Linked DNA regions of Mus musculus: region 2 is linked to region 1. Evidence: chromatin loops called from intact Hi-C (ENCODE). Cell type or tissue: left cerebral cortex. All regions are shown on one strand. Each heading gives the region's core, and the rest is flanking DNA. Links, peaks and the distances in the headings are about the cores only.

Region 1 (10,697 bases), core at 1,644-9,643:
ATTTTAGGAATGGAAATGAAAGTTTTGCCTTGAGATTTTCAACATCGTGGGTTTTTTTCTCTGAATATTAACTTGATCTCACCTAATTGTCCGAGCAGTGATAGGAACCATATTTAAAACCATAATCCTTAAAAACCATAATCTTCATAACTAAGCCACTCTTACGTGTAACCACTAAGTTGTTAATATTAAGGCTTTTATTTTTCTTTAAAGAATGGCAGAACTTTATCAGGTGGAAAGCACCCTTATTAGAATGTTAGGTTTTGTCATTCTTTGCTTTATCTCATTCTTATTAAAGAGAAGCCATCAACCATCAAATAGGAAAAAAACTTTGGTTTTATTCATTCTAGTTCTCCTGATCCTGGAAGAGTTCATATCGAATTATTTCCAGTGGACACAGGAACATGTCATAGCCACCCAGGACTTTCCTGCCTCTCCCTGATTAATGGCACCTGCCACACTTGGGCCTTGTTCTCTGAATTGTGCACAGGTGGAAGAGGACAAAGTTACCCGTATGAATGGGCCTTTGGTGCTCATTTGAGACTTTTAGTAGACCATGTCCCTCATTTCTGTGGATGAGCAGGTGGAACCTCAAGAACAGAGTTCACCCTGCGGTTGCTTTACTCCTTTTTGTGGGAATGCCAGGCAAGAGCAGCTTAAGGAAGGAAAGGTGTATTTGGCTCATTGCTAGCGTGCACGCATCCATCCATCATGGTGGCAGGAACTTGAGGCTGCTGGGCACATTGCATCAACAACTAAGAGGCATTTTTGTTTCATGGATCTCTTAGGCACAGTAATTAAAACAAGGTAACTTTGGCTCTTACACCAAGTTACGCCGTGTCTACTCCACATGCACCGGGAAAGAGCAGAAATCTGTATCTATAAAGAGGGCGGTCCTGAGCACTTCCAGGTCCTTCCAAACAGCCCAGCTGCTAGTTCGGTAGTCGCAGCATTGGCATGCTCTGGCCTGATTGTCCTTTGGTTTTACCTGTCATAGCTCATGGTGACACTCAAACCCCAAACTGTCTATCATTGTTCATGCACAAGGCTGTGACCTGACTCCCCAGTGCCACAGTAACAGCTAATAATTATTAACTGCCGCGTGAAGAATGTGGGTGCTGTCCGGGACGCCAGCAGGGCTGTGTACTTCAGGTGAGATATAATGAGGTTCTAATGGAGGCGTGTAGCAGTGATGCCCAGGGTGAGCCAGGCACAGAGCTTCGGAGAAAAACTAGGAGCACTGGATATGGTGGGAAGCGTGGTAATGGTTTGAAGGATGGTGTGTCCCCAACAATAATTACTTTTTCAAATATATGCCTTGTGATTGATCTATATCTATACCTATCATCTATCTATCTGTCTGTCTGTCTGTCTGTCTATCTATCTTACTACTTGCTACCCATTGAGACTTGCTCAGGAGAGACCCCAATTCCTCAGCCTTATATGTGAGCATTGCCTAATCTGGCCTCAAACAGCCTTCCTTTGTGTCATTTCCTATACTCCTGATCCACCCCTGTGTTCAGCCACTGTGCTTTGGTTTCAGTTCCCCACGTACTCTCAGAGCTCTGTCGTTTTTGCAGCCTGGAACCTTCCTTGCTTTCTCCACAGAGAAAGCTACTTCCTTAGAAGCCCAGCTTCTCCTCCATCCACTTCCTGGCTTTCTCATTCCCCGATTAGGAACCATCCTCTTCTTCCGCCCACAGCATTCCTGCGATGACGGTTTCCACAGACCGTCCGCCCTCTCCCGCAGCCCCGAGACTTCAACACACAGCCCGGGACTGGCTGAATAAGGCAAATACGGGACAACACTAATGTGTGCTGTGCGAGTGCGGGTGGCCCCAGAGGCCAGCAGAGGCTTCTGGTCCTCTTGAAGCTGGAGTTTCAGGCTGCTGGAAGCTGACCCCTGTGGGTGGTGGGAACCAGCAAGCAGCCTTAGCTGCTGAGCCACTTCTCCAGCCCTTCAAACTTCCAGCTGTGACACAGGATAAAAAAAAAAAATAGGAATAATTGAGGGGTCCTGGAAAGAGAATGAAACCCCTCATTTTGGAGTCATTTCCTGCTGACTGAGTGTCCAAGAAATTTCAGCACAACAGATAAAATCAAGATAGCTTGGAGAAATAATCTCCCCCTAAGGGCCATTCATGCAGGGGTGTTCGAAACAACAGATGAACGTGGCTTACTTAAGAGTCAAAATGTCTTTGACCTTGATCTTAACTTCATTAGTGATCCCCTCTCATCCCTAAAACCATTTCACTGATAAAAGCAATTCCATTAAGAAAAGTACATACAACAGCTCATTTGTTATTTTCTTAATTTAAGTATAAAGCTTTGTGGGGCTTTTTGTTGTTTGTTTGTTTTGTTTTGTTTTGTTTTGTTTTAAAAAAAAAAAGGTTTTTTTTTTTTTAAGCTGTCCTGGAACTTGCTCTGTAGACCAGGCTGGCCTCAAACTCAGACATCCAATTTCCTCCACTTCCCGAGTGCTGGGATTAAAGGCGTGCACCACCACTGCTAGGCTTGAAATCTTTGATTTATCTTTGAACCCTGTACAACATATCCTTTGAGCAGTGTAACTGAGCCACAGAGTCTGGTGAGAGGGCAATCAGGCTGCGACGTCTGTACCGCTTGCCAGGGGGATCTGCCTTGTCTGTCTGTCTGTCTGTCTCCTTTCTCCCTGACCGTCCACTTGCCTCGGGCTCTTCAAGAGGCTGCATCCCATGGGAAGGAGGACAGACTAGCAGAGGGCTGTTCCCCACCAAGGGTATTGGAGTATCTGCTGCCCGCTAGAAACTCCAGGGAAACCCTCTGAAGAGACGCACGCTGGCGTGCTCTCCCTCCCGCTCCTCCCCAGCTCCTCAGCTTAAAGTTTAAGTGCTCATCTCTTAAGCTCGTATTAACTCCTCTCTGCCAACTTCGTTAACTTTGCTTCGCCCTCACTCATCCTGAAACTCTTTTCCGTGGATTCGGGGCTTTTCCCGAGTGACGGTCCTTAGGCCCTCACAGTGGCTCTTTTGACCACTATCTCTCTACTACCACTGACGATGCTACTGGAAGATCTTTGGAGCCGAAAGTTCAAATACTAATTAGCACATTAGGAAATTTTCGTAGAGGGAGTGTATCAGTTAGCCTAGTATCAAAGTCATCCTGTTTCCCTGGAGATAATGACCTAACTCTGACCCTGGCCTGTGGTAGCCATGGCTGAAGTGATTTGAGGTAGGCATTTTGGAGACAGACCACGCCTTCTGCTGCGGGATCATTGAGAATAGCCTCCAAGGGCTGAGCAAAGATGGGGTAAACACCACTCTGGCCTAAAGCCATTGCCTCTGAGGGTGAGGGATGAGGGCTCACAGGATTTCTGTGCTGTTTCTCAGCTTTCTACAATGAACACACGTGACTTGGTAATAGAAGGACGATGCTGTTAGTGAGTGCAGGCCTGAGGAGCACGGTGGGAAACGCTGCCTGACCAGACATCGGGTACCAGGCCCCTGTTCACTCTTCCATCCTGCCTTAAGCTGTCCTCAGTCACTCTGGTCTGCTTTTGAGTTTTTATTTAGAAAATAATTCAGAGTCTGTTTCTTTGAGCCAGACATCTTTTTAAGCACTTCTGCAGTCTTAGCTCATTTAACCCTCATACCATGCCTATGGGATTGATACTGTTATTAGTCCCACTTTTCAGATGGGGGGGGGTGATGTAGGAATGTGATTTTTTTTTTTCCTTGCCTGGCTTGTTTATTCTCCTGGGGTCTCTCTGTCTCTGCCATTCCACCTCTGACACAGAAGCCACAGTTCTGAATATCTTTTTGTTATTAGTGTTTTGAGACAGTTTCTCTCTGTAACCCCGACTGTCCTGGCATTCACTCCGTAGACCAGGCTGGCCTTGAACTCTCAGAAGTCTGCGTGCCACTGCCTTCAAAGTGATGGGGTCAACGGTGTGTACCACCACTGCCCTCCTTTGTCTTGTGATTTTTCTTTCTCTTGATGCCATTATTGACCCAAGGCAGACGGTGGATTGAGAAACCCAGGGGAAAGGAGAGAAGCAACATTGGGATGGCCCAGAGGCAAAGCTGCCATAGAACAGTGTCGATGCTCTTTTGGTCAGAAGGCAAGGCAGGCTAGCAATTCCGCCAAGCTTGGTCACTGCTGACCTTTTTTCGAGGTTGCCTTGAGCCGACTGCGGGGGTTGAAGGTTGCGAGTGGTTAGGAGAGTGGATGGGAAGGAAGTGTAGGCTGAATATTCAGCTCTTCTCTCAAAAAGGAAGGAGAAGGCTGACGGCAGTAGGCTAGTCCACAGGCAGGGGCTTGATTTAGATGTCTGTAAGCAGAAGCAAATACTTGGAAGAGAACAACTCCACGGCTTGTCTCTCTTTGTAGCCCTGGCTGTCCAGTAACTAACCATGTAAACCAGGTTGACCTTGAATTTGAACCAGGCCTGGAGAACTTCCATGCTCCACATCTGAACTGTCCAGCCTGGGACTTGACCCCATAGTCCTCCCACCCCTCGCAGCTGGAGCATCCCAGGGGCCAGAGGGCTTCAGCAGCACTAGAGGCCCTCAGGGACTGTCTTCAGCATGTGTGAGCTGTGGTTTCATCACCCACAGAGTGAGTAGAACAGGCCTACCTCATGGGATGCTGTGAGCACAGAGCTTAAATGTCAGTTGCCATCTTACAGCCTCTGTGTCCTTTTTATCTTGTCTTAGACACAGGGTTAAAGGAAGAGATCTAAGGTTAATGCTAAGATCTTAGAGTGCTGCTGAGAGGCAGAATAGAGATGCCCAGAGCCTGCACCTGGAGTGGCTATGGGCCTTCCTGTAAAGCAGTTAGAGCTTATCCTCTGAGGGAATATGGTAAGGGAGGGGGAATGTGTGTGCAGAGCTGATGGCCTCTGGAGCAGACACAAAAAAGACTGGAGAGCAGCAGTGAGGGCCCACCTAAGTGTGGAGAGGATAGGCCATCTGTAGCCCACTTGCAAGGGACCAAGGACAGAACTGAAGATGGATTAGAGTATCAGGAAGTAGAGGGGAGGGAAGGAGAGAAGGAGAAAAGGAGAGGGAAGAAGGAAGGGTAGGAGGGAGAGGATGAGTAATGAACAACTGACTGAGAATATATATGAGAACACATACACACACACTAGTGGGGTAACAGAAATGAGGCTAGTGGGGGAGAAGCTGCTGATGGCCATGAGCAAGGGCAGGTTGGAAGTGTCATCCCCTCCTGCTTCCCCGCCCTGGGATGTAGCCCTGACTATCCTGGAACTTACTAAGTTAATCAGGCTGGCCTAGAACTAACAGAGATCTGCTTGTCTCTGCCTCCTGAGTACTGGGAGTAAAGTCATACTCCACTATGCTTGCATTGCGAAGTCTTATGTTTGAAGATGTCATGTGTGTCCTTGGTCACAGTATGGAGGCAGAGCCGTGGCCAAGGGAGAGGCCGCCGAGCGCTGGATAAAATCATTTTCTTTTTGTCTTTTTATTTTTGTACTGTGGATTGAACTAAAGTGCTTTGCTACTGGGCTACACTGGTGTTCCCGTGCCCCTCCTCGCTGCTTCTCACTTAGTTGCCCAGGTTAGCCTTCCACTTTCTGTCTAGCCCCAGCAGTCCATGAACCTTGTGATCCTCTTGCCTCAGCCACCTGAGTAGCTAGGACTATGACATCAAGTCTAGCTTAAAATGGACCTTTAATTTTAAAATAATGTTTAGTGGTTGATTCCAGGGCTATTCAATTGTGTCTTTCTCTCCTCTTCCTTCAATGCATTACTTTTAAAAAAAATCCCCCAGAGTAACCTTAGTCTTTGGAGCACATCTTGTGTGCCGTGTATCAGACGTGTTATGTAGCAAATGTGTTCTATCTGGATACTGTATTTGTTGTTAGTTTTTCATGCATGCACACTCCTGGACCCTTGCACATGCTTCTTTGGATTCTTTTGGATTCTTTCCTGGAATGAATTTTCATGTGTGAAGTTAATGTACTCCAGGGTGTGGGTGGGTTCTGATGGACTGCTGGCAGATTTGCAGTGAGCAGGGAGACTGGGAGGATGCTGGGGGCGGGGCGGGGGCGGGGCAGGGGGGCGGGCGTCCAGTCTCTCACACAGTTGTTCAGGTCGAGTTCCATGTGTTTATGGGCAGTCCACCTCCCATCAGTTAATCCTGAACTCCCCAATGCCAAGGAAGGCATCTCCATACAGGGGGAACACAGGAGGAAGTACACTTGGCTGGAGTGTATGTCAGTGACTCAGTAACTGGAGCTCTGTGTGTTTGGTTAATTTTTTTTTAAATGAACATTATTGTCAAGAGGTCGAACAAAGGTGTTTCTAGAGGGAAAGGTAGCAATAAAAGGGAGTTGATGCCTCTGTTTCAGAGGTTTGTGTGTTGAAGAGAGGACAGATGCGGGGGTGAAGGCAGCCCGGCATGGGGGTTCTTTCTTGTCAGTTCTCCTTGAGGCAGCAAAGGGGAAGAGTGTCAGCGGAGGGTAAGACTTTGTCTTATGAGGTATCTAGGGTTGCTGTATAAGAAAAAGTTTACTTATCTAAGTCAAGTTAATATGCTATTGCAGCTGACCTGCCTTCTGTGTTCCTCTGAGGTCAGAGACTGCAGTCTCAGGCACTTAGCACCTCTTCCTAAAACAGCAGGAGATTTAAGTAAAGGATTAATTGCTAGAGCCTTTTCCCTATTGTCCAGATGCCTCTTGCTTGTCAGGCTAGGGGGAAGTTTGGAGCAGTAAACTTCTGTTGAACCAGGAGAAGAGAATAACACTTGCAGAAGGAAAAACTTTTAATAAGCAAATATGCATAATCTCACATAAATTCATATATAGATTCATGCATGCTCATTTATATACTTCCATTCAAACCAGTTGGGTCCAGCTTGCATGCATTCTCACAATTACAGACTTACACACACACATGCATACATTCTCACAGTTACATATTTACACACACATCCATTCTCACATATGCATGTGGAGCAAAAGACCAAGCACCGGTGCAGAAAGAACTCACTCATTCTGGATGAAAAATGAGCTCCAATCTTTATTGCATAGAGAAAGAAAAAGCTTCTACCCTTTTAATGCTAAATGAATTAAACCCATGTTTGTTAAAAACAAAAAAACAAAAAAACTTTGTTCCTTTTAATAAGACTAAGCCTGCCTTGTTATTAAGAAAGGACCTGTTCTGTCCCATGGTAAGGAGAAGCCTGCCTGCTCCTTCCTCTCCGAAGATTCTCCTTTGTTCTAATTTCCCTCTGCATTCTGCATATTGCTCTCTTAGTTTTTTTTTTTATGTTACCTATAGTTTCTGAGTTATTCCACTTTGCATTCTCCTTCTAATCTTGTTCTCTCCTCCTGCTCTGAAGTCACAACAATGCTCTTAACTTTCAATGCCTTTTCTCCCAAAGCTATGCCTGAACTTCTAAGTTCTTCTTGAGTTCAGTTCTGTCTAAAAAGTGTTCTGTCTACAAACTTCTCCTCAGCTCAGCTCCCTTTCACAGCTCAGTTCTTCTCAGTTCTTCTCACCTCTGTCCCTCTCGCCTCAGTCCCTCAGTTCTGACTCTTCTCTTTGTCCTCATCCCTTAAACATCTTTCAGAATACATGATCACATGTTAAAAAGTTCATCAAAAGTTCACACAGAAAATCAAGTCATAAATAAAATAGACGTTTACAACAGAGAATGTTGACATGCATATCTATTAGGAGTAATTATCTGGCTAAACATCCATTACCTGTCTCAGCTCCACAGGTTCACGGAAGGTTTAAAACCATAACTAAGTTATTAGTAAAGTTTTGTCTAGATAAACCCAGTCAATATTTATCTTCTGTCCTAGCACTTATAATAAATCATTAGTTCCCTTTTTATGACCTTTGGTTAATGGCTTTACAACCTCTTGAAATGTGCTCTGAGTAGGAGAGAGTCGAAGAGCAATTAACTGGCAACACTTGGGAGACTGACAGAGTTCTCATTGCAGTTTTGGCTATCAGAAAAGGACCTAATAGCAGTTCTACTATAAAAGAGATTAATGATCACAGATATAATTTTAGGAATTCCTATAGGATAATCATTAAGACTTAAGAAGTCATCTATTTGTCTATATAGCATCACTACAAGACAGTACATCTTTGTGGATGTGCAGAGATCTGCTCCAAAGAGGATTGTTATTACTTAGTAATTGTTATATATGTTTAATAATAACAGGAAAAGCATATTAATAGCAGGAATCTTTCCTAAAATGAATCCCTTTCAGCCTTGCTTAATAAGGGCGAATGTATCGCAGATTACATGATAATCTGAAGCAGGCCATCTCAGGACAATCACCTGATAGTTATTAGTTTGTCCCATTATGGCTCCTGACAGACAGAGCAAGTTCACCACTAGAAATGAAAGGATCTAATGACTTCCATTGTAGTCATTGCAAGGTTAGTATTTTTGAACAATTTTAGGAGTTAAGGGAGATGTGATTTATATAATTATTGAAGAAATCATACTGTATCCATTGGTGTGTGCATGTGTGAGCATGGCTTTGTTCTAAATAACTGTCCATCTCTCTCCACTTCATCATGGCCACTGGATCCCTCCTCAGCATTGGAATGTCAAACATCTCCCTGTGCCTGGCTGTTTTTGCATGGTTTCTGGGGCATCAAACTCAAGTCCTTACACTTGTAAGGCAGACACTTTACTAACTGGGCTATCCCTGTGAAATCTTGCCTGCTCTAAGTTGTAATCTTCTGAGTCAGTAATTTTATCATTAACTATAGTCGGCCATTAAATAGTTTTCTTATGTCCTGTGCTCTGCTCGTGACATGTCTCCTCTTCTTCTCTTCTCACAGAAGAAATACAGAAAGGGCGTCATTGATATTTCCAAAATCAAGTGTGTGGAGATAGTGAAGAACGATGATGGTGTCATTCCCTGTCAAAATAAATTTCCATTCCAGGTGAGTTGGCTGCCAACGTAACAGGGTTTCTGACTCTTACAGGTTTTCATGGGACAGGCATGACATGAGCTGGGGTTTGTAGAAGGAAGGAGACTGGTACCCTAGAATCATCCTAGATATCAAACTGCCTGAGATGCAAATTACATGTTTATTATTCTGATTAAGGGCAGTATTTCTAGAAGTTCTTGTACAAATGCAAAAATGGCCCATGTTACTAAGGTAATATATAGAGCTAAATCTGCTCCGTCAATGGAGATCCTGGCTGCTATACAGCTTAAGCCAGGCAGCATCTGTTACATGTTTAGATCAAATTAGGGAGTCAATAAATTATTACACTAAACAGATTATTATTATAACAACACTGTAAGTTTTGGGATGGTCCAAGCACAAGCTTTTCTTTCCAGATAGAAAATGACAATCCTTGCCAATGACGTTCCTGGTTATCTAAAATTCACTCTTTAATTGTTCAGTGCAGAGCTGGTTGCACAGATAAACCTGAGTAAGGTGTGGAAACCAGGTAGCAAATATGAAACCATCTCTCCAAGTGTCCGTCAGCACCGTGTCTCTGGTATCTCACATTCTGTCTTATAATATGGCATTTCCAGATATATCTTAGAAGTATGTTGGACACATCTTTTATCTTGGGTATTCCCACCAAAGTGTAGCTGTTGAAGCAAATCGGAAGGGTTTACCTGACAAACTGGGCCGGGACCAGCTGTGACCAGTGAGATAGTGAGATTTGGTTTTCACTGTGACGGGTATTGTCTGGGTAGAGGGAGGTTTATAATGGAACACATTATGTTGTAGTCAGTCAGGTCTGCCTTGTGACTAACCATTAGAGAGAAAGTCTCTGAGCAGTGATAGGATCCTAGGTAATTTTTCAAGGCTTATTATTAATATAAAATTACAAAAGAAGATTAATCATTCACTAGGAACTACCTTTGAAAGATGCCTGATGCGTGAAAGCCTGGGCTTAAGATTTGAAATCCTTACTTTTTACATTATCTACAGAATGGTAATGGACAGTTAGGTGGGACATGGTTGGGAGACACTATTTTTAGTACCTGCTGTATGAATGGGGCCTGCTGAAGTTATACAGGAATGTAAGGTAGTATGGTGAGAATTCTGGAATGTTGGTTTCTTTAAAAAATACAAATATTATAAGAATATGTTTTCATTTTAATCTCAGGTGTGGGGATATGAGGCTACTTTGAAGCAGCTGACTATGATTTGTCTCGAACTTTATCAGAGGTGTAGTTTTGCCAGCTACAGACATTTCCTCTGATTGTGTGATGTTTGGAATTCTGGGAGATTTTCCCAGGGTCTATAAAGGTTAGAACCCTGATGGGTGAAGTTGTTGGTTGTTCAGGGGGTTGTTTTCTGTTTGTTAGTAATTGTGCTCAAAGAAAAAAGAACAAGGAACTTAGATGAAAAGGTCTTTCTTTTTTTTCTCTCTGTTCTCTCCTTCTTTCTCTCCCATCTAGTGTTAGGGGGTGAAACAGGGTGGTGGGGATAAAGGGTGGGAAAAAGATGAACCCACAAAGCAGCCAAGGCCAGCTACAGTAGGGTCTTGGCTAGGACTTGATGGTGAGGCTGAGTTAATAGCCTGGAACTGAAAGACTCAGCTTGTTAAAGCCAGCTCTTGTATCTATTAATGGGGCAAAGGAAATGACAGAAGTGATACTGAAATGAATCCAAAACATTATTTTGAATAATAGTGGATTCGAATAAGCCCTATGGCACTAAATTTATCCACAGAACTTTAGTCTGTTAAGTTGA
Region 2 (10,697 bases), core at 1,110-9,109, 75 kb before region 1:
TCCTTCCTTCCTTCCTTCCTTCCTTCCTCCCTCCCTCCCTCCCTCCCTCCCTCCCTCCCTCCCACTCCCTTCCTTCCTCCTTCCATCATTCCTTCTGTCCACCCACAGCCATCACTGCAGTTCAGATTAGATTATTACTAGAATAAGCAGTTCATTGATTCTTCATTCTATCCTGTCCACCACTGTAGTGCATTCCTGGAGTTTCGGTTTGTGCTCCTGTATTATTAGTGCCAACATTTTCACTTACGGCCTTCCCCTTCCTCTTCTGCATCTTCTACTGCTTTACCTGGACACCCACTTTCTCTTCTTCCTCTTTCCTACTTTCCTCCATGCCTCCTTCACTTCCTGTCTTTCTTAGGCTATTTGCCCCAAGCATGTGTGTAATTGTACTTTGAAACAGTTTTGTGGTGGCTGATTTAAAGTCCTTGCCAGACAGTCCTAACACGATTGCATCTGAGTGTTGTGGTCTATAGATGGTCTTTTCATTTAGTTCAAGTTTTCCCTGTTTTTTTTTTTTTTTCTTTTTTGTAAATACAGTGAGCTAGTTACTTTCACACAAGCTTTTGGGTTTTATACCTGGATTCTGCTTTGATATAGACTTTTTGTTTGAGCCCTTCACTGAGACTGCCTTGTCACAGAGAGGTACACAGCTCATCTTTACTGTCTATGACAGGTGCTATTACGAGCCCAGGTTTCCCACTCTGCCTTCATGTAAAGGGGATTGAGGCACGTAAGAGGCTGAGGCTGGAGGATTAAAATTCATAGCTAGCCTTCCCAAAATGAAAATAAATAAAGATGACAAGTCTTGAGGAACACTGGTATGTATGGATGATTACCTGGCTTAATGACTTCATCATGAGTCCAAGAACGTTCACACTCCCTGTAGGCTCTGTAGCCTACATGGAAAGATAGAAGGAGCAGGGATCCTGACCCTACAGTGAATATACAGCCCAGCAGCCTAATAGTGTCTCCCCCTTTTTTAAATTAAAGATTTATTTTGTTACTATTATTATTATTATTATTATTATTATTATTTTGTGTGTGTGTGTGTACAAAGATGAAAATAAAGGCTGGGGGACTTTCAGGATAGCATTTAAAATGTGCATATGTGCGGATACACATGTGCCATGGTGTGTGTGGAGCTCAGAGGACAATTTGTCGTAGTCAGTTCCCTTCTACCTAGGGACCCTAGGTATGGAACTCAGGTTATCTGTGACCCTTGGAAGCAAGTACCTTTATTTGGTGAGCCAGCTCACCAGTCCCTCCAGTCCTTGTTTCCTGAGACACAGCTCACTGGGTAGCCCAGGCTGGCCTGAAACTCCTCATTCTCTTTATTCTGCTTCCCAAGTGCTGGGGTTATAGGATGTACTACCACACTCAGTTATGTGATGTACAACATAGATTGTATATGGAACTTCTTTTTTATTTCTTTTGAATTATTTATTTAGCAGTTATTATATTTTAAAATTATTTTTTTAAGATGTGTACCTTCACACCCAGCAAATTTTTATATTTGTTCGTATTGGTGTTTTGCCTGGATGGATGCCTGCTTGCCGCATGCATGTAGTACTTCCAGAGGCCAGGAGAGGGCGCCAGACCTTCTGGAACTAGAGTTAGGGTGGGTTGTAAGCCACCATAAGGGTGCTGAGAATCAAACCTGAGTCCTCTGGAAGAGCATCCAGTGCTCTTAACTGCTTAGCCGTTTCTCCAGCCTAGCAACTGTTCTTGGTAGCATAAGTAATAACTTTGTGTCTACCATTCAACAGTTTCCCTTCCTTCTATGTATTGAGTCCCAAAGAAGTAGCTACTTTTGATACACATTGGAAAGAAGCAGACATGTCATATAATTGCAATGAGGTACTCTTCACATAGGTGGAGATGCTCTGTACAAGACTAATACCATTGTTGTTGTTATTATTATTATTTATTATTATTGAGACCGGGTTTCTCTGTATAACCCTAGCTGTCCTTGAACTCACTCTGTAGACCATACTGTCCTTGTCTGTTATCATTATCATTTATTCATTCAATGAATACATGGTCAGGTGAGGGGCAGAGTCCTTGGATAGGTGAAAGGTCACAAAAGGGAGGCAGAGATGTCCAAATTAGGAGTGTCAGAAACTCCAAATACAAACACCACTTTATGTACAAACTTTTCAGACAGATTCTGTATGTTTCTTATGTGCCACGTGAAATTTACGTATGGGTTAAAAAGGGTTATCTAGCATTTAAATAAATACAATTTTATAGATGTTATGGCAATACCCAACAAGAAGAGAGACCATGGGCTCCAAGAAATGTATATAAATGCCCATTTTATATTCAACTTTATTAACATTAAGAAAGCATCATTCCATTTAGTTGAGAATATGAGGCACAAGGGTCACCCAGGGGTAGCAGACCATGTGACAGGAAAGTATCATAGTTCTTAAAAAGAAAAGAAAGAAAAGAAAAAAAAGGAAGTATCAGGTCCTTTAAAGTGGTATCAATATGATAAGCTTCCGAGTCTACACTCTACACACACACACACACACACACACACACACACACACACTCACTCACTGCAGTACTGGTAGCAGTAACTTGCTCTCTGCACGCACATGTGCCTCTACTCTTTTACATACAGTTTCACAGATTCAAGCCCCTGCTCCCCCAGGGACATCTCTCTGCATGGCAGGGAAATAAGCTCTTGAAGGGAATGAGAGGCAGGAGAGAAAAGGGAAGGTTCCTTCAGAGCTTGGCTCATTACACTGGAGGCCTTCCCGGGAGGAGAGGAACTGGAGTCAGGAATCATTGGTTCAGTTCTGCGTTCTCCTCCCATTCCCGGCCCCTTCCTAATTATATGACTTTAGGCAAGTCCTTTAAATTGCTCTTAGTTCTTTCCCTGTCAAATGGAATCTTGTCAGCTGACTTCTCGGGTCATTAAGATGATCACAGGAGAAATAGCACAGGGAGGCACTGCTTTTAAGTCCTGAGCCGTGTCGGGGAGGAGTCTTACTGCACACGTGACTGCACACGTGATCGCGAGCGTCGTCTTCAGGTTGGCTGCCTGATTCACTGTTCAACCTCAGCTCCACAGAGTCCTCCTTTGAGAAGTCCTCCTTCCTCATCAATCTCTCTTTCATTACCCCAGTTTATTTCAGCCAAGACATTTCTCACCTGTGAAATGGTTTCTTTGCTTACCGGTATATTGGTTTTCTCCCTATGTAAAGGCTCCACTGTGGAGGTCAGAGGCTAAGTGTCTTTCTCAATTGCTCTCTTCCATATTATTTGAGATAAAGTCTTTCATGGAACCCGGAGCTGGCCAGTTGGGCTAGATTGACTGGCCAAGCTATGCTTGGTTCTGCCTCCAGCTCTGGAGTACAGGTGAAAAACAGCTTCCTTCCTTCCTTTCTTTCTCTTCCCTTTTTCTTTCTTTCTTTCTTTCTTTCCTTTTTTTTTTTTTTTAAAAACATGGGCTCTACCTGATCAACCTTCGGCATAGCAAGCATTTTACAAATTAATTTCTCTCTCCATCCCAAAGGCGAACTCAGTCTTTTATTCCCATGGACTATTATGAACATTACAGTCCTATCCTGTGTCTCTCTCCTTCTGAGAGGTCCTCATATCCCTGCCCTGGCTGGCCTGGAAACCACTATGTTTACCAGACTGGCCTTAAATGCTTAGAAATGGGCTTGCCTTTGCCCTCTCAGCTGGAATAAAATATGTGGGCCACCATGCCTGTCTGACAGTACAGGATGGATGAGATCAGATAACAGTGGCTAAGACTCAAGACTACCATCAAAGACAACTTAGACTTGAAAGTAGGGAATCAAACCCAGGGCCTTGTGCATGTTAAGCAAACATTGTACCACTGATCTACAGCCCCAGCCTTTCCAGGACAGCTTCTCAGTTAGCTAGCTAGCTAGGTGACAAACGGCACGTTCTTTCCTGGAGTCTAAGAATTTTACAGTATTTAAAGTGAATAACTTGAAGGTTGTTTTCATTATTAGTGTATCAACAGTAATAATGTAAGTGGGTGACCCTATGCTAGGCTCTGATGCTTCAGGCTTGTCAGTCAAGCCACCCATTCTTCTATCACCCCAGAGCACAGCATCATCCGGTTTCGCCCGCGAGGGGCTAAGCGGAAGTGGAGGTCGGTTCTTAGCCACCCACAAGTGCTATTGCTACCGGCTCTCCGAGCCGGGGACGAAGGAGCATTTTTCTGGACGGTTCTCTTAGGATGGGAAGTCCGGACTTAGAGAGACCCCACGCCGCGTCTGTCTGGATAAGAGACGCTCCCTGGAACTTCGGCCGCAGGACCGCGAGCTCCGATTCTTCCCTTTGGCTTTGAAATCGCGGAAGGAAGGTGGGACACTGGCGCTGTGGGCAGCGGAGGGCAGAGGCGGCGCGGCGAGGGGGCGGGGCCAGGGAGGAGCCGGGCGGTGGGCGTGGCCGATGGGTTTGGTCAGCGCTTGCCGAGCTCCGGGCTCCGCAGTTTGGACGTCGCTCTGTCTTGGCTTGTCTCGGCACGCGCTCCGTCAAGGTAAGAACCAAGGGACTCTCGGCGCTCACGGAGTTGGCCTCCACCTGCGGGAGACTGACCTTAGTGGGATTAGGGAGGATTTTTCTACCCTTCTCACGGAGGTGAGAGCGGACTCTCTGCGTCAGGTCAGAGGCCCGTCCCCCTTGGGCCAGGAAGAAGGGACAGGTGCGCTCCCCTGATGGCCGCGCCTTCCCCGGTGGCTGCAGATCTGAGCCCTTTTGGACTTGGTATCTGAGCCGAGAGGACTCGCGATTGAGTTCCTTTCCCAGTTGAGCGGCAGGGGGCCTTTCTTCTTTCTGCTTGTCCCGCGGTAAAGTTCGAATCCAGGAAGACAGTCCACAGTTGCTTGTGCCCGAGCAGGTGCACGTACTTCTTTAGCTATTTTTCTCTTCTGGAAAGTGGTATCTGGATCTTGATAAACAGGGACTCGAAGAATCAAAGTGGGAAAAACTACGTGGACCTTGTCCCGAGACTGTGCAATTTCCCCTGGATCTGACATTTCTTAACTTTTTCCTGTCGTTGGCGAATATGTTTCTGTGTACCAGGTCCCATTCGGGCTTATCTTTGGAAAGTGGAATATTTGGTTAGAAGAGTTGATCGCAGTGTTAAATTGGGACAACTGGGTGGCTGGCTTGGTTAAGTGGGTTTGGAGCCTATCCAGACAGAATAGTTGCATGCTTTAAGCAGAGGTTTTACATTTTTCCAGTGAGTTCCCATTTTCCTCTAAGGAAACTCTGACAACCTATTCCCGTCTATATAATTCTTTTACAGAGCCGAGGCGCGGTAGGAGGAAGCATCGAGTCTCCTAAGTAAGATTTGGGATTTAATAGCTGAGTGATCGACACTGTAGCTCTGTGGTCTATAGACTCAAAATAAGGAAGAGCTTGATTTTTTTCCGCGAGGCGGGGGTTGGGGGGAGCTGTGGCTAAACTTACACATTAAGTATTTGAAAACATCCATGTCGTCCAGTTACATTTTCATTGTTTAAGACAGACCTATCTTTTCGCCATACACTTATGAATCCGATCACTATTCCTCTCCTTGCCAGCTCAGGGGTGCTTTCTGTAGGGTGCCTATGTAAATCACCCTCGTTCTTCCCACAAGGGTGTGTGCCTTCGGGTTTGTGGAATTGTGTGGGGACAGGTATTGTAAACACATGCAAATCAGTGAAGCGCTCTAGTAGGCGATACCTTTGCCCTACATGGATCTTTGGCCTAGAGTTTCCCTCTCTTTCTAGATTGGAAAGAATCTAGGGTGGGAATGCAAGGTTTAGCATTGCCACACTGTTTTCTTGATTCCCTTACAACAAGGTGGTCTTGTTTACAGACAGGGCTGGGGCTATGTGTAACCTCTCTCCCTACAGCTGATCCTTAAAGGAGGATGGAGATACTGTGGACAATTACTGGCACATTTGTGTTCTTGAAGAATGCCTGGCCTCCCCCTATCCCCCCCCTCGCTCCCCCCCCTCCCCGCCCCGCACCCAGGGCCTCTAACCACACCTCTTCCTACAGGTTCTCCAGGCTGCCCTGGTTGGTGCCTCTCTTCCTTCCCTGCACCCATCCTACTAGATTTTGGCATTTACTTCACCCCCCCCCCACTCCCTCCACTCCCATCTGGGGAAGATCATTTGTTGATACTCAGCTTGCTGATGGCTCCCCTGTGGATTCTCAGTAAGTGTCTGTGGACTTTGTCCCTGTTCAGAGCCCGTAGAAGCTCTGCTCTCGTCCAGTGAGCAGCAGGTGAAGCAGAGTCTTTGAAGTTGAATTCGTATCAAGCATTAAGGTCCTTCGCGGGGCATTCAAGTCTGTAAGAAAGGAATGAAATTGACTTCTGATCATGGGAAAATGATCTCATTCCATGTGATTATGCTGTTAGAAGAGATTTGTTGGAAAAAACAACCACAAGCCACCTAGAGGAGAGGGCGTAGACCTTATCTGTATCTCCATGCTTGTCTCCACCTAGGCCTGCCTTTCAATCTCTGCCTGGGTCAGCCAGTCCTTACTTGGGTCAGATTATAACTACTAATTTGACTGCATGTTTGACTGCTCAGGGCACAGATGACCAAAGCTACCATGAAGTAGAGGTTGAAAATTACATTTCCATTGTAAAGGCAAAAAAAAAAAAAGGAAGGAATTAAAACAACAGCAGCAGCAGCAGCAACAACAACCAAAACCCCATAAACAGGTTGCTATTGGGAAACCAGAAGGAGCAAACAAATTTAAATATATGTAGGCACAGAATCTGGGCTCTGAAGTAGCTAGATCAAGATAAGCCACACGATTTATGGCTAGGTCAATATTCACAGCTCAGCTAAACACATATTTTTGTGTTCCTTGGGATTAGTAATTGTTTGGCGTGTGTGTGTGTGTGTGTGTGTGTGTGTGTGTGTGTACTTCTCATTAATTCAATCTGCAACTCTTGACCGATTCTCCAAGCCTTCTCTTAAAGAAACCAGGTTTTCTCTCTACTTTATTTGCCCCAAGAAGCTGAACATGAACCTTCTTGTTTGCCATACACTTGGAGAGGTGGACTTTTTTTTTTTATGTATTGCAACTGTCACTCAGAGGCTGCTCTGTCACTAGCCTCCTGGGAATCCCCATTATCTCTTTCCTGTGTCCCATCTCCTGGGTTTTGTGTGTGTGTGTGTGTGTGTGTAATCCTCGAAGCTTCCTGGAAAGGGATGCACAGGATCTCAGTCTTTCTAACTGAAGTTATCCATTTTCCCTTCACAATTTGCAGACTGGCTGAGTGTGGAATCCTGGGATGGAAATTTCAAAGGCACTGTTTCAGTATCTTCTAGGTTATGAACTTCTGGCTCCTTAATCTCTGCGTGTAGCTGGGGTGGAATCCACAGCCCTGCTGTGCTCTTTCTGTGAGGTTATGAACTATTCTCTTCTTTCCCACCATCTCTAAGTTTCCTGATGCTGTGCGCTGGCATGTCTTTGTTCTTATCAGTGTGCGGGCTTTTGCGTGTGGGAGTTTACATCTTTTAGTTTGGGGAAAATTTTTTGGGTTCCTTCATTGGTATTTTCGTCCGATTTTTCTGTAATGTTTGTCTAAGGAATTTGTTGTTTGGATGTCAGGTATTTTGGATCAATCCTCTCACTTTGTGCCTTTCATAAGTTTCTGTCTTGTTATTTCCCAAGTCTTTTAGGAAGGTTTTCTCAGTATCAGTAGTATCCAAGTTTAACACTGGGGTTTTCCCAGTGTCTTTAACATTATTATGGTTGTTGTTATTATTGAGACAGGGCTTTGCTATGTAGTTCACACCAGCCTAGAATTCATTGTATAGCTTAGGCTGCCTAACAGGCGGCTTTCCTTCTGCTTTAACTTCACCTGTGATAGAGTCACAGGTGTGTCACCATATCTGGTTCTAAGCATGTTTTTAGCATTTTTAATTTAAAAGTGTTCTCTCTCTCTCTCTCTCTCTCTCTCTCTCTCTCTCGTTCTCCAAGTTGGTACACATGTGTGTTTATGTGTATGTGTGTGTGTGTAGTTTTGTGTCTATGTACTTCTTGTTTTTTTATCTTTTGGTTCCAGGGTCTTATCTCTCTGGGGGAAACTACTGGCTTTTTTGGCTAGAAGTGTACACTAGTGCAGTGTGTTGGAAGTGTTCCTTCTGGTCTGGTTACCCCCTCGACTTTGGGGTAGGAGGGCAGTTAACAAGCTGAAGGTGAGGATGGGCTTCTTGGCCTTAGCTTCATCTTAGGCTCATCCAGTTGGGCCTCCCATTTGAGGGTGATCTCTGATATCATTGCTGGTCGAGTGAGAGTGATCTGAGAGGGCTAGTCTGGTCTTCCAGAGGCTAAAGGCGTGCCTGGCAGGTGATCTGTAGGCTGGCTGGCACAGGGGCTCAGAACCCTTTCTTGCTGTTTGTCCAAGCTTGACTGGAAGGAAGAAGTTCAGGGTAGTCACTTAACTTCTAGAAGAGGCTGAAGGGATGTTGGACGGTCCAGCTGACTTTTCTCTTGTACTGTTGGGGAATGAACCCGGAGCCTTAAACACATTAGATACTCTCTACCTCATCCTCACTGAAGCCAGCTTTCCAGAGACTCTAGCCGATCCCCTTGCTGTCATTTAAGAACTATACATCTCATTGTTGTCTTTGCACCCCATAAGTACCCCACAACTGTGTCTAGTGTTATCTCTTTGGTTCTCTCTGACTTTGCTGGTTTGTACATCTAAGAAAAATACTTTGTCATTTCGTTTCCTGGGACGTCAGCAGGGGAAGAACGTAGATGCTTTCGTTCCTCCTGCCTTTATGGTGCAGGGATGAAGGTTCCCTCAGCAGCCTCTTCCCAGGCTCCAGTGGCGGGGTCTGGGTGTTGTGCTGTCGTTCTCTCTGCCTGTACCATGAGTACATGTTTTCTAACTAGCCTGGTCCAGAGAGTCTCACTTGTCCGGCTCAGAATGCCTTCAGCTCTCCCTAGTCATTACTAGTTGATCAGAGTTGTTGCAGGAAGCCAAGTGTTCATATAAACCAGGCTCAGACTTGTGGGCAGTATGACGCTTAATGGTGTTTGGGTCATGGTCCTATTTCTCCAGTCCAGGTTGCCTTCGAAGACTCAGTCACTTGGGCCACTATGTCTTGCCCACCGGTAAAGCTCAGCTTCTTTATACATGTCTAACATCTCACTTTGAAGGATTCTTGTTGGTGGCTGTGTAGCCTCGGGAGCAAATACAATTTCTCTGGAGGCCAGCTGCCTTCCCAGAACCCTCTCTTCCTGCTCTCGTGGGTGCCCTTCTTGGAATGTGTACCAAGTTCCTGTTTCTGGATTGCTGAACTGGGATACTGACTTACCCTGCCCATAGCAACTTTCCCGGCCCCAGCTTACCAGCTGAGTCACTGCCTAGCCTTCCTTCTTGAATCATGACCTCCAGCATTTTCTTCCAAGAGCCTCATGGCATCAGCGTTCTCAGAGGTGACACACAGAGGAATGGCCCCAAGCATCAGCCTCCATAGAAGCAGGAAGAGCATTCTTTCCTGGTCATTTCAAATGCCGGCTGGGCGGACCTCTGTACGCTTAGATGGCAGGTGCGCATGCGCCAAGGGAAGAGGCGGACCACAAGCAGTGGGCATGGCTGCAAAACAGCCAGAGCTCGTGGGACTGTGGTGACTGAGAGAAAAGATCATATCAGCAAAGAGCCACGTTGCTGTTCCCCAGTGGGTGCCTATATGAATGCATGCTTATCTGGGAGAAGCCTATTGGTCTATTATTATTATTATTATTATTATTATTATTATATTTTGTCATCATGACTGCAAAGTCATCATGACTACGTAGTCCAGGTTGGTCTTCAACTTATGATTCTTTTGTTTTAGACTTAGGAGTGTTGAAACTACGTACCACCATGCCTACTGGGCCTTTTTTTCCAAAAGGAAAGTGTGTGTATGTGTCATCTACCTGTCTGTCCATCTGTCTATCCATCAACCTGTCATCTATTTTCTGCTTTGTTTTGAGAAAGGGTTTCTCTTTGTAGCCCTGGGTATCTTGGAACTCACTATTTAGAGTAGGCTGGCCTTGAACTCATAGAGCTCCTTCTGCCTCTGTCTCCCAAGTGCTTGGATTAAAGATTTGCATCATCACACCGTTCTCCCCCCCCCCCCCCAAAGCCATGGCTTTCCTAAGCATGCACTGGCCTAGAACTCACCCAGTGTAGCTGAGGTCAGCCTCATATACATCCGACTCTCATGTTTATGTTAAAAGACTGAAGCTGTTGAAGCTCCATTTGCACACGTAATCGTTTTCTCCACAAGCTTATGTATTTCACAGGAACTGGTTTTGCCTTCTCAGCTGTCTCATATACACTCTTCTAGAGAAAGCACAATATTAAAAACACTCCGGTGACTTTCCCCAGATAATTGTAGACACTTTGCAGTTAAGAAAGATTTTGTTACAATTAACCATGCTCTGTCCAGTTGTGGAAATTCCCTGTATCCCTGACTTCAGTTTCAGGTTGGCTGTATAGACGGAAGCATAGAATATTTGTGTTCTTCCCGGCGTATTGTTTCCCATATTAGTTAGAAATATTCTTCATGGAAATGTGCTGCTGTTGTTTCTATTTCCCATCTATACTTTTCCTTAGTGTAGAGTCATTGCCTTGGCTTCTGTGGTAAAGCCAACAACTTGATAGGGAAGGAAGTACACGTGGTTAGATGGTCTATGGTGAA

The links. Hi-C counts contacts between places; a loop is a spot of excess contacts. Peaks named below come from ENCODE experiments on the same cell type or tissue, not always from the same donor. Only the 100,000 strongest peaks of a DNase experiment are listed, where the experiment ranks them.
Region 2: it touches region 1 in a loop (2.1-fold over the local background); 6 of 42 quality-filtered maps call a loop at or near these places.

What each region holds. Positions count from the first base shown.
Region 1 is chr5:72,787,361-72,798,057 of GRCm38, reverse strand. Tec (tec protein tyrosine kinase) reads left to right here. Exons shown (of 19, transcript NM_001113460.2): 4 at 8,814-8,918. Among named protein-coding and RNA genes, the nearest start is that of Txk, 40 kb to the right of the region's middle. In left cerebral cortex, for the core only: no CTCF peak of the experiment used is centred there; DNase peaks (open chromatin) are centred at 4,278 and 5,946; H3K4me3 peaks cover 417 bases; H3K27ac peaks cover 362 bases.
Region 2 is chr5:72,862,222-72,872,918 of GRCm38, reverse strand. It overlaps Tec (tec protein tyrosine kinase), which reads left to right and starts at 4,471. Exons shown (of 19, transcript NM_001113460.2): 1 at 4,471-4,525. In left cerebral cortex, for the core only: CTCF peaks have their summits at 1,579 (motif pointing right) and 4,832; DNase peaks (open chromatin) are centred at 4,402 and 4,806; H3K4me3 peaks cover 1,848 bases.